2 separate regions of the Homo sapiens genome follow, and region 2 is linked to region 1. Evidence: chromatin contacts called from ENCODE Hi-C or POLR2A ChIA-PET data. All regions are on one chromosome and are shown on one strand. Each heading gives the region's core, a stretch centred on a gene start or an enhancer-like site at or near the end of the contact. The rest is flanking DNA. Distances are from core to core; before and after follow the strand shown. Region 1 has its middle 33 kb from the start of SRRM3. Region 2 overlaps YWHAG (tyrosine 3-monooxygenase/tryptophan 5-monooxygenase activation protein gamma).

The links. Hi-C counts contacts between places; a loop is a spot of excess contacts on that map. ChIA-PET counts read pairs that join two places held with the same protein, here RNA polymerase II (POLR2A). Pooled maps may share reads with other maps.
Region 2: POLR2A ChIA-PET joins it to region 1 with 12 read pairs in B cell. The contact joins two enhancer-like sites. A Hi-C loop is called at or near these places in 3 of 50 pooled maps. POLR2A ChIA-PET finds 5 or more read pairs at or near these places in 4 of 52 experiments (B cell, activated CD8-positive, alpha-beta memory T cell, activated T-cell and 1 more).

The regions. Positions count from the first base shown.
Region 1 is chr7:76,166,075-76,171,410 of GRCh38, reverse strand. No RefSeq gene overlaps it. Among named protein-coding and RNA genes, the nearest start is that of SRRM3, 33 kb to the left of the region's middle. Within about 2 kb of position 4,055, at least 2 of the 41 ENCODE cell types and tissues checked have a DNase peak (open chromatin) inside an H3K27ac peak, as active enhancers do.
Region 2 is chr7:76,336,491-76,341,642 of GRCh38, reverse strand. The region is part of intron 1 of YWHAG (tyrosine 3-monooxygenase/tryptophan 5-monooxygenase activation protein gamma); the gene reads left to right. Among named protein-coding and RNA genes, the nearest start is that of YWHAG, 20 kb to the left of the region's middle. Within about 2 kb of position 3,097, at least 3 of the 41 ENCODE cell types and tissues checked have a DNase peak (open chromatin) inside an H3K27ac peak, as active enhancers do.

The DNA.
Region 1 (5,336 bases), core at 2,806-5,305:
AAGGGTAATGCCCATCTAGGAATGAATAGTTTTTTAAAATCAAAAACAAGACAAATGACACACTCCACGTGGCAGGTAAAAGGTTAATGAGCTTCACATATAAAGAACTTCTTCAAATAAATAAAGAAAAAACATTTAGGCCGGGAGCGTTGGCTCACGCCTGTAATTCCAGCACTTCAGGAGGCCAAGGTGGGTGATCACTTGAGGTCAAGAGTCTGAGACTAGCCTAGTAACATGGTGAAACCCTGTCTCTACTAAAAATACAAAAAAAATTAGCTCGGCCGGGCTTGGTGGCTCACACCTGTAATCCCAGCACTTTGGGAGGCCGAGGCGGGTGGATCATGAGGTCAGGAGATCAAGACCATCCTGGCTAACACGGTGAAACCCTGTCTTTACTAAAAAATACAAAAAATTAGCCAGGTGTAGTGGCGGGCACCTGTAGTCCCAGTTACTCGGGAGGCTGAGGCAGGAGAATGGCATGAACCCAGGAGGCAGAGCTTGCAGTGAGCCGAGATTGCACCTCTGCACTCCAGCCTGGGTGACAGAGTGACTCCGTCTCAAAAAAAAAAAAAAATTAGCTCGACATGGTGGCTCATGCTTGTAATCCCAGCTACTAGGGAGGCTGAGGCAGCAGAATCGCTTCAACTCGTGAGGCAGAGGTTGCAGTGAGCAGAGATCGCACCAGTGCACTCTAGCCTGGGTGACAAGAATGAAGCTCCGTCTCAAAAAAAAAAAAAGGAAAGAATATTTGACATGAAAATGAAAGGTATTTTTTATAATATAGTCAATACATTAGGTGAAAGAGCAGATTACACGACAGTATATATAGTGTGTTTATATTTTGAGAAAATATATATTTTGAATATTGGAATTATATACACCCAACTAGTAATGTTATCCATTGATTCATGGAATTACAAGTGACTTTTTTTTTTGCTTGTCCCTATTTTCCAATTTTTCTACAGTGACCGTACTTGCAATAATTAAACATAGTATGGTCATTTAAAATATGTGCCCAAATTCTCTGATACCCTCTTCAACGGCAGAGCCCAGTCCCTATCCCCTTGAATGTGAGCTGGGTTACGTGATTCCCTTCTGACAGATAGGAAAAAGCAAAAGTGATGGCTTGCAACTTTGCAAACTACATCATAAAAGGTACTGTGGCTTCCTCCTTGCTCACTCTTTGATTACTCACTTGGGAAAGCCAGCTGTCACACCATGACACCTAAGCAGCCTGTAGAGAGGCTCATGTAACAGGAACTGAGGCCTCCTGTCAGCAGTCACATGAGGGAGCCATCTTGGAAACAGGCTTTAGGTGACTGCAGTCTCAGTGGACAGCTTGAGTGCAATGTCATGAGACACCCTGAGCCCAAATGACCCAGCTATGCCACTCCTGAATTCCTGACCCACAGAAATGGAGATCCTAAGTAAGTATTTTATTTATTTATTTATTTATTTATTTATTTATTTATTTTTGAGACAGAGTCTCACTCTGTCACCCAGGCTGGAGTGCGGTGTTGTGATCTTGGCTCACTGTAACCTCTTCCTCCCGGGCTCAAGTGATTCTCCCCCATCAGCCTCCTGAGTAGCTGGGACCACAGGTGTGCACCACCACGCCTGGCTAATGTTTGCATTTTCTGTAGGGATGGAGTCTTACTATGTTGCCCAGGCTGATCTTAAACTGCTGGACTCAAGCCATCTGCCCACCTCGGCCTCCCAAAGTATTGGGATTACAGGCATGAGCCACTGTGCCTGGCCCTAAGTATTTATTTTAAGCCACTAGGTCTGGAGTAATTTGTTACATAGCAGCAGATAAATAATACACATATTTTCTATAGCGATCACATTTATAATTTAAATTGAATTAAAAAGGCTGGGAGCAGTGACTCATGCCTGTAATCCTAGCACTTCAGGAGGCTGAGGCTGGAAGATCGCTTGAAGCCCAGGAGTTTGAGACCAGCCTGGGCAATATGGCAAAACACCTTCTCTACAAAATACAAAAAAAAAAATTAGCTGGGTGTGGGCTGGACGCGGTGGCTCATGCCTGTAATCCCAGGACTTTGGGAGGCTGAGGCGGGCAGATCATGAGGTCAGGAGATCAAGACCATCCTGGCTAATACGGTGAAACCCTGTCTCTATTAAAAATACAAAAAATTTAGCCAGACGTGGTGACAGGCACCTGTAGTCCCAGCTACTCAGGAGGTGGAGGCAGGAGAATGGCATGAACCCAGGAGGCAGAGCTTGCAGTGAGCCGAGGTCACGCCACTGCACTCTAGCCTGGGCAACAGAGTGAGACTCTATCTCAAAAAACAAACAAACAAACAAAAATTAGCCAGGTGTGCTGGCGTGTACCTGTAGTCCCAGATACTTGGAGACTATGGTGGGAGAATCACCTGAGTCAAGGAAGTCGAGGCTGCAGTGAGCTGTGACTGTGCCACTGTACTCCAGCCTGCATGACAGAGTGAGATTTTGCCTCAAAAAAAAATTTTTTTTTGGCTGGGCGCAGTGGCTCATGCATTTTGGGAGGCCGAGGCAGGTGGATCATGAGGTCAAGAGATCAAGACCATCCTGGCCAACATGGCGAAACCCTGTCTCTACTAAAAATACAAAAATTAGCTGGGCATGGTGGCATGTGCCTGTAGTCCCAGCTACTCGAGAGGCTGAGGCAGGAGAATCACTTGAACCCAGGAGGCGGAGGTGGCAGTGAGCCGAGATCATGCCACTGCACTCCAGCTCAAAAAATATATATATTTTTTTAATTAACAAGTTCTAGTATCTAAAATGAGCAAAATCGTCACGTGTGGTGGATCACACCTGTAATCCCAGCAATTTGGGATGCCAAGGCATGTGGATCATCTGAGGTCAGGAGTTCAAGACCAGGCTGCAGTGAGCCAAGATTGCACCACTGCACTCCAGCTGGGGAGACAGAGTGAGACTCCATCTCAAAAAAAAAAAAAAAAAAAAAAAAAGTAAATATGCATTTGAAAAGAACAGCATCAGCCAGGTACAGTGGCTCACGCCTGTAATCCCAGCACTTTGGGAGGCCGAGGGTAGAGGATAGCTGAGCCCAGGAGTTTGAGACCACCCTGGGCAACATGGTGAAACCCTGTCTCTACAAAAAATACAAAAATTAGCCAACTGTGGTAGTAAACACCTGCAGTCTCAGCTACTTGGGAGGCTGGGGAAAGGATTGCTTGAGTCTGGGAGGTCGAGGCTGCAGTGAGCCATGATTGCGCCACCTCACTCCAGCCTGGGCAACAGAGCAAGACCCTCTCTCAAAAAAGAAAAAAAAACATGCAAAAAGAAAACAAAACAGAACAGCGTCATTTCCTTATCATTAGTTTGAAGGAAGGGAATCACTGGCAAAAGTTTCCATTTTCTTTTTTTTGAGATGGAGTCTCACTCTGTCGCCCAGGCTGGAGTGCAATGGCGCGATCTCGGCTCACTGCAAGCTCTGCCTCCCGGGTTCACACCATTCTCCTGCCTCAGCCTCCTGAGTAGCTGGGACTACAGGCGCCCACCACGACGCCCAGCTAATTTTTTGTATTTTTGTAGAGACCGAATTTCACCATGTTGCTCAAGCTAGTCTGGAACGCCTGAGCTCAAGGGATCTGCCCACCTCGGCCTCCCAAAGTGCTAGGATTAAGGGCGTGAGTTACCAGGCCGGCCCAATTACTTTCTTCAGTCTGAGCATGAGCACTGGAAGAAAAGCTCTCACTCACATGTAATTTTTTTTAGAGACATGGTCTCCCTCTGTCACCCAGGCTGAAGTGCAGTGGCGTAATCTCAGCTCACGGTAACCTCAACCTCCCGGGCTCCAAATATATATATATATATATATATATATATATATATATTTTTTTTTTTTTAGTTGGAGTCTCGGTCTGTCGCCCAGGCTGGAGTGCAGTGGCGCGATCTCGGCTCACTGCAGCCGCCGCCCCCCGGGTTCAAGCAATTCTCTGCCTCTGCCTCAGCCTCCCGAATAGCTGGTATTACATGTGCCCGCCACCACGCCCGGCTAATTTTTTATTTTTAGTATAGACGGCATTCACCATGCTGGCCAGGATGGTCTTGAATTTCCGACCTCGTGATCCACCTGTCTCGGCCTCCCAAAGTGCTGGGATTAAAGGCGTGAGCCACCGTGCCCGGCCCGATCGCTTATATTTTTAAAGAGATGTTTTCTTGGTTTCCTAGCCCCTCGTACCCCCTACAAAGTTCCAAAGGCTTTGATGTTGTTGCAAAGGCCATGAGAGGTCAAGCCGAGGGGTGCAGCTCCCTAATGCGGTGTAGCCTCAGACGGGGCCGATCCTGCCCAGAATGAGCGGCGCCGGGCGGTGGGGGACGCTGCCGGTGTCCCCGGGACCTGGCTGGGGGAGGAGTTGGGGGGGCGCACCTACACAGGCTCAGGTGACGCGAGTGTGCGGCAAGGGCTGTAGCCGGAGCTAGCGGGCTTGTGGTGGCCACTGAGGAGCTTCTGCCCGACAGTGCCCTCCGGGCCACAGCCGCTTGGTGCGCAGCGCCTACTCGCTCAGCGTCAGGCCCTTGCTGCGCCCTACGCCGCAGGCTGGGAAGTCGCGCAGGTAGCAGTAGTACAGGCAGTGGTAAAGCTCGTCCTTGTAGCTTATTGGTGTCGGCGGCCGAGTCGGAGCCTGCGGACACTAACCCGCCGCCTACTGACACTGACCGGCAGTCTGTGGCCACGCGTCTGCGCATGCGCTCTCCTGGAATACCCAGCCGCCGCGCCTCGAGTTCCGATTGGTTCTACAGAAGGGGCGCGCCTCCGCTGACGTCACAGGCGCGGGCCTTCCGGCGACGTAATAGCGCCGGCCTTCGGCGATGTCACAGTGACGCTACAGTGCCTGGAGCTGGGCTGTTTTCTCCTCGGTTTGGAGCCTGGTGACCGTGACTTCCCCGCCATGTTCTGTGTGTTGCTGGCTGGAGAAGGGTAGTTGACAAACTCCGACCCAGCACAGTGTTTCTGTGGGTCAAAACTAGAAAACTATGTCCGGGCTCCGCCGAGGCGGAAGGATCCCTTCAGGCCAGGAGTTAAAGAGCGGCCTGGGCAACATGGCGCGACTCCATCTCTGTAGTCCCTCCTCAGCTTCCCAGATACTTGAACCCCAAGGTTCAAGGCTGCAATGAGCTATGATCCCATCACAGCACTCTATCCTGCGAGACTGAAGTAAACCTTGTCTAAAAAAATAAACTATCCAAGTGTGCAACAGGGAGGGACCGCTTAAAGAAAACATGGTAATTGTATGTTCAAATACTTTTAACAAGTGCAAAATGTATAGGCTTAAATAAATAGGGCTGGCCGGGCGCGTTGGCTCACGCCT
Region 2 (5,152 bases), core at 1,848-4,347, 170 kb before region 1:
GTCTTTTGGACTGGCTGCTTCCATTTAGCAAAATGTTTTCGAGATCATCGGTGTAGCATGTTATCAGTGCATCATTTGTCTGTCTAAATAATATTCCATTACATAGATCACACTACGTTTTGTTCAGCCGTTCCTCATTTGATGTACATTTGCATTGTTTCCACCTTTTGGCTCTTAGGACTAACGTTGCTGTGAACATTACAAGATTTCTCTTTTTTTTTTTTTTTTTTTTTTTTTTGAGGCAAGAGTCTTGTCCTGTCACCCAGGCTGGAGTGCAGTGGCGCCACCTCAGCTCACTACAGCCTCCGCCTCCTGGGTTCAAGTGATTCTCGTGTCTCAGCCTCCTGAGTAGCTGGGATTACAGGTGCGAGCCACCATGCCCGGCTCATTTTTGTATTTTTAGTTATTTTTAGTTAGAGATGGGGTTTCACCATGTTGCCCAGGCTGGTCTCAAACTCCTGACCTCAAGTGATCTGCCAGCTTCAGCCTCCTAAAGTGCTGGGATTACAGGCATGAGCCAACCCTCCCAGCCCCTGTACAAGATTCTGTATGGGCCAGGTGCGGTGGCTTCCCCTGCACTTTAGGGGGCTGGGGAGGGGCGGGAGGATCACTTTGGTGGCACATGCCTGTAGTCCCAGCTACTTGGGAGGCTAGGCTCAGGCAGAAGGATTGCTTGAGCCCGAGGCTGCAGTGGGCCCTGATCATACTACTGCACTCCAGCCTGGGTGACAGAGTGAGATCCTGTCTCAAAAAAAAGAATTTTGTATGGACTTATGTTTTTATTTCTCTTGTGTATATCTGGGAGTGGAATTGCTGAGTCATAATGCTGCTAACAAAACATTTTGAGAAACTGCTACAATTCTTAACCTAGAGAAATAGATATGCATGGTTCCCATCTGAACTGGCAAGGGGTAGGGCTGCTTGAGGAGAGATTATTATAAAAAGCCTCCCTCCTTGGTTAAGAACTACTGGTATAGTGGAAAGCATGTGGGATTTGGAGCCAGTGTATTTGAGTTCTGTTCTTCAGCGCTGAGCCTTAATTTTCTTTAAATTAGGAATAATGATACTTAATCATAAATGATTGTCCGGAGGGCGAGGAGTTAGAATTTTGTTGAAAAATCCATTTCTGATCACAAAAGTTTATTAGAAAAATATGGACTAAATGGATACTTTCTTAACATGATAGAGAAAAATACAATTAAACCAAGAGCTGACATTTAAGAATGAAACCACTGGAAATAGTTCCATTGAATTCAAAACAAAACAAAAAAATGCTCATAAGCATTATTGGCATTGGCCTTGTCCAGGTAGTATATGATTCAAGTATAGGAAATTGTAACTATGGGAAAGGACAGGTGATATTTGGAAACCATAGGTTATATTTGTAGAGAATAAACTGGAAAAATACTAGAATTGATTGTTAGTGAAACGGGGCTGATCCATACAGTTGCCCCTTGCACAATGTGTGAGTTAGGGGCACAATCAAATCCCATGTGTAACCTTTTTGTTTGTTTTTTGTTTGTGTGTGTATGTGTGTGTTTTGTTTTGTTTTCTGAGATGGAGTCTCGCTGTGTCGCCCAGGCAGGAGTGCAATGGCATGATCTTGGCTCACTGCAATGTCCGCCTCCCAGGTTCAAGCAATTCTCCTGTCTCAGCCTCCCGAGTAGCTGGGATTACAGGTGTGTGCCACCACACCTGGCTAATTTTTTGTATTTTAGTAGAGACGGGGTTTCACCGTGTTGGCCAGCCTGGTCTCGAACTCCTGAGCTCAGGCAATTCACCCGCCTTGGCCTTCCAGAGTGCTGGGATTACAGGTGTGAGCCGCCGCACTTGGCAGAAAATATTATTAAGAAAAGCATAAGAGAAACTGTATTTACTCTTCATTAAGTGGAAGTGGGTCATTGTAAAAGTCTTCATCCTTACGGTCTTCGTGTTGAATAGGCTGAGCAGGAGGATAAAGAGGATTGGGCTTGCTGTCTCAGGAGTGGCAGAGGTGGAGGAAAATTCACATTTAAGTGGATTTGTGCAGTTCAAACCTGTGTTGTCCAAGGGTCAACAGTATAGAATGTATTCTGTATGTTATTACTAACCGTATAAAGGTATCCTTTGTTCTTCATTGTATCTTTATCATTTTTATACATTATTATTACTATTATTTTTATATGTATTTTTTGAGATGTAATCTTGCTCTGTTGCCCAGGCTAGAGGGCAGTGGTGTGATCTTGGCTCACTGCAACCTCTGCCTCCCGGGTTCAAGCAGTTCTCCTGTCTCCGCCTCCCGAGTAGCTGGGATTACAGGTGTGCGTCACCATGCCCAGCTAATTTTTGTATTTTTAGTAGAGATGGGGTTTCACCATATTGGCCAGTCTAGTCTTGAACTCCTGACCTCAGGTGATCCGCCCACCTTGGCCTCCCAAAGTGCTGGGATTACAGGCGTGAGCCACCGCGCCCAGCCTATTACCATTATTTTTATACAACTAAGTTAAAACACACAGAAAGCAAAGAAGTGTGGTTTGAGTTTGTTGTATACATCCATAAACTGTTTATATAAAATTACTGGCTTTGGGCTTTTCTGAAAACTTGGCTTTCAAGATTGGCTTTAAGCTTCAATTGTAGGTATGAATAACAGGGTAAATTGTGGAGAGGGTTTGTTGGAATAAGTACTACTAGTCATCGGTACAAAATTCAACCTAATCAACCTTGACTGCTTCCCAGCCAGTCTGGTTTTGAGACCCTTCTAGAAATGTCGTGTGAATGCACAGGTGATTTTTAGTGCCAACTAGAATTCTGTCATATGCACATGACCAGTGGATACGTGCCTGTTACCCACACCGTCACCTTCACAATGAAGCCTTGGCATTGTGATCAGAGAACAATTCACAGAATGAATGAGGTTGAGCATTTTTCCTATTGTTTTCCTTTTCTCCGTTCCTTTTTTCCATTTTTCTGTTACTGAGATTTTCTGTTTCTAAGATTGATCTTAGAAATTCTCTGGAGGTTTTCATGTATTAGAGAAATTAGCTGGTTCTCTGTGGTGTTGCAGAAGTTACATCATCAGAGACTCTTAGCATAGAAAAAGAGCACAAGATTTGCAGCCTGAGGGCTGGAGTTTTTTCTGCTCTGTGGAGTGTTAATGAGGTGACTCTGGGGAAAAGTCATGTTATTTCTCTGAGTCACACCTGTAAAGCGAGTGTAATACCCACCTTGTGGAGTGGGACTTGGCGCTGTCAGCCAAACCCAGGCCCTCACCCAGCTCTCCTCTCATCTGTGAGACCTTGGCTTGGCCTTGGGTAGAAATTTCACGACTCTGAGGCTGTTCCTCTTCCTCGAATGAATGTTTCCCTCTGCACAATTTTTAGCCAGGGTGATCGCTGCTGGAAAAACCCAACTAAAGTTGTTAGTTCCTAATTAAAATTTTCTCCAAGTTTCCATGCAGTTTGCTATGTTAAGAATACCTCTGTGACTGATACTCCAATGTGAATAAGTTGTATTTTCTCCGTGTAGACTGAGTACCTTGAGTACATCCCACTAGTGTTTTGTGTCTTCACGTTGTGATACAATGTGATGTATATACTAGATGGTCCATGGATGCTTGATGAATTAATTATTTGATAAGTAGTGGCCATTAATCATCTTTTCCCTGGTCACCGGACTTATAAAACATGTATCAAGTTTTCTGGAATGAATGTGTGTTGAGAGTCCCCAAGACTGCCTCCAGGCTTGGTGATGTACTGGGACTCAGCAAATACTTGTACTCATGGCTGCAGTTTTTTACTGGGAAGTATGCAAAGCTCAATCAGCAAATGGGGTCGGGCACAGTGGCTCATGCCGGTAATCCCAGCACTTTGGGAGGCTGAGGCGGGCGGATCACTTGAGCTCAGGAGTTCAAGACCAGCCTGGCCAAACATGGTGAAACCCCGTCTCTACTAAAAATAGAAAGTTTAGCTGGGTGTGGTGGTGGGCGCCTGTAGACCCAGCTACTCGGGAGGCTGAGGCAGGAGAATCACTTGAACCTAGGAGGCAGAGGCCACAGTGAGCCGAGATCACACCACTGCACTCCAGCCTGGGTGGCAGAGGGAGACTACATCTCAAAAAAAAAAAAAAAAATTAGCAAAGGGAAGAGGCGCAGGAGATGAAAATCAGAGGAAGCCAGGCGCAAGCTTTCAAGAGTCCTCTCCCAGGGAAATCACACGGGATACGCATCATTATTCCAAGCTGTGACAATATGTGAGAAATGCTGTCTACCAGGGGTCTTGTTAGAGAGCAGCTGGGGGCTGGTCACTTAAGTACCCTCTGCCTGCCTAGCACATGTCCAAATCCAGATTCCCAGAAGGAAAACAGGTTTAATATAAACCAGATCGTTTGTACCAACAGATTGGCAACAGTGAGCCATCTTTATCAGGGAATGGTGGGAACCCTCCCTAAATCCAAGTTCTCAGATGCCAGCCAGAGACCAGCCTTGTAAGCAGGCCTTTCGAAAGACAGCAGACTGAAGCCTATTATGTTAACTCTTCTGCACAGAAGGGAGTTCATGTTTGAGGCGTGTTATTTCAGATACATAAGGTTATTTTCAGTGTTTAGTTGATTACTTAGTAAACATAGGTTGTCTTTCGAACGAGTTGTGATGAAGGAGAACCGTGTCCCATCCGTTTGCAGTGGTTTATCCACTGTCTGCATGGTGTATCCTTAACATGGACAGCAGCGCACATCCTGCACTTGGTCATCTCATTCTTTCTGTTTCTATTTAGCACTCACTGCATTTCTCTTTTTCATGGCCCTTGGCCCTTTCAGGTGACAATATTCTCAAATTCTAGGAGGACAGAAAATGTAAGATGGAGCCAAGTCTCATACCTAGCACTTGCTAGGTTGAAAAAAAAAAAAAAAAAAGACCGGGCACCGTGGCTCACGCCTGTAATCCCAGCACTTTGGGAGGCCGAGGCGGGTGGATCACCTGAGGTCAGGAGTTCGAGACCAGCCTGGCCAACGTGGTGAAACCCTGTCTCTACTAAAAATACAAAAATTTAGCCAGGCGTGGTGGTGGGTGCCTGTAATCCCAGCTACTTTGGAGGCTGAGGCACGAGAATCACTTGAACCCGGAAGTAGAGGGTGCAGTGAGCCTAGATCGTGCCATCACACTCCAGCCTGGGTGACA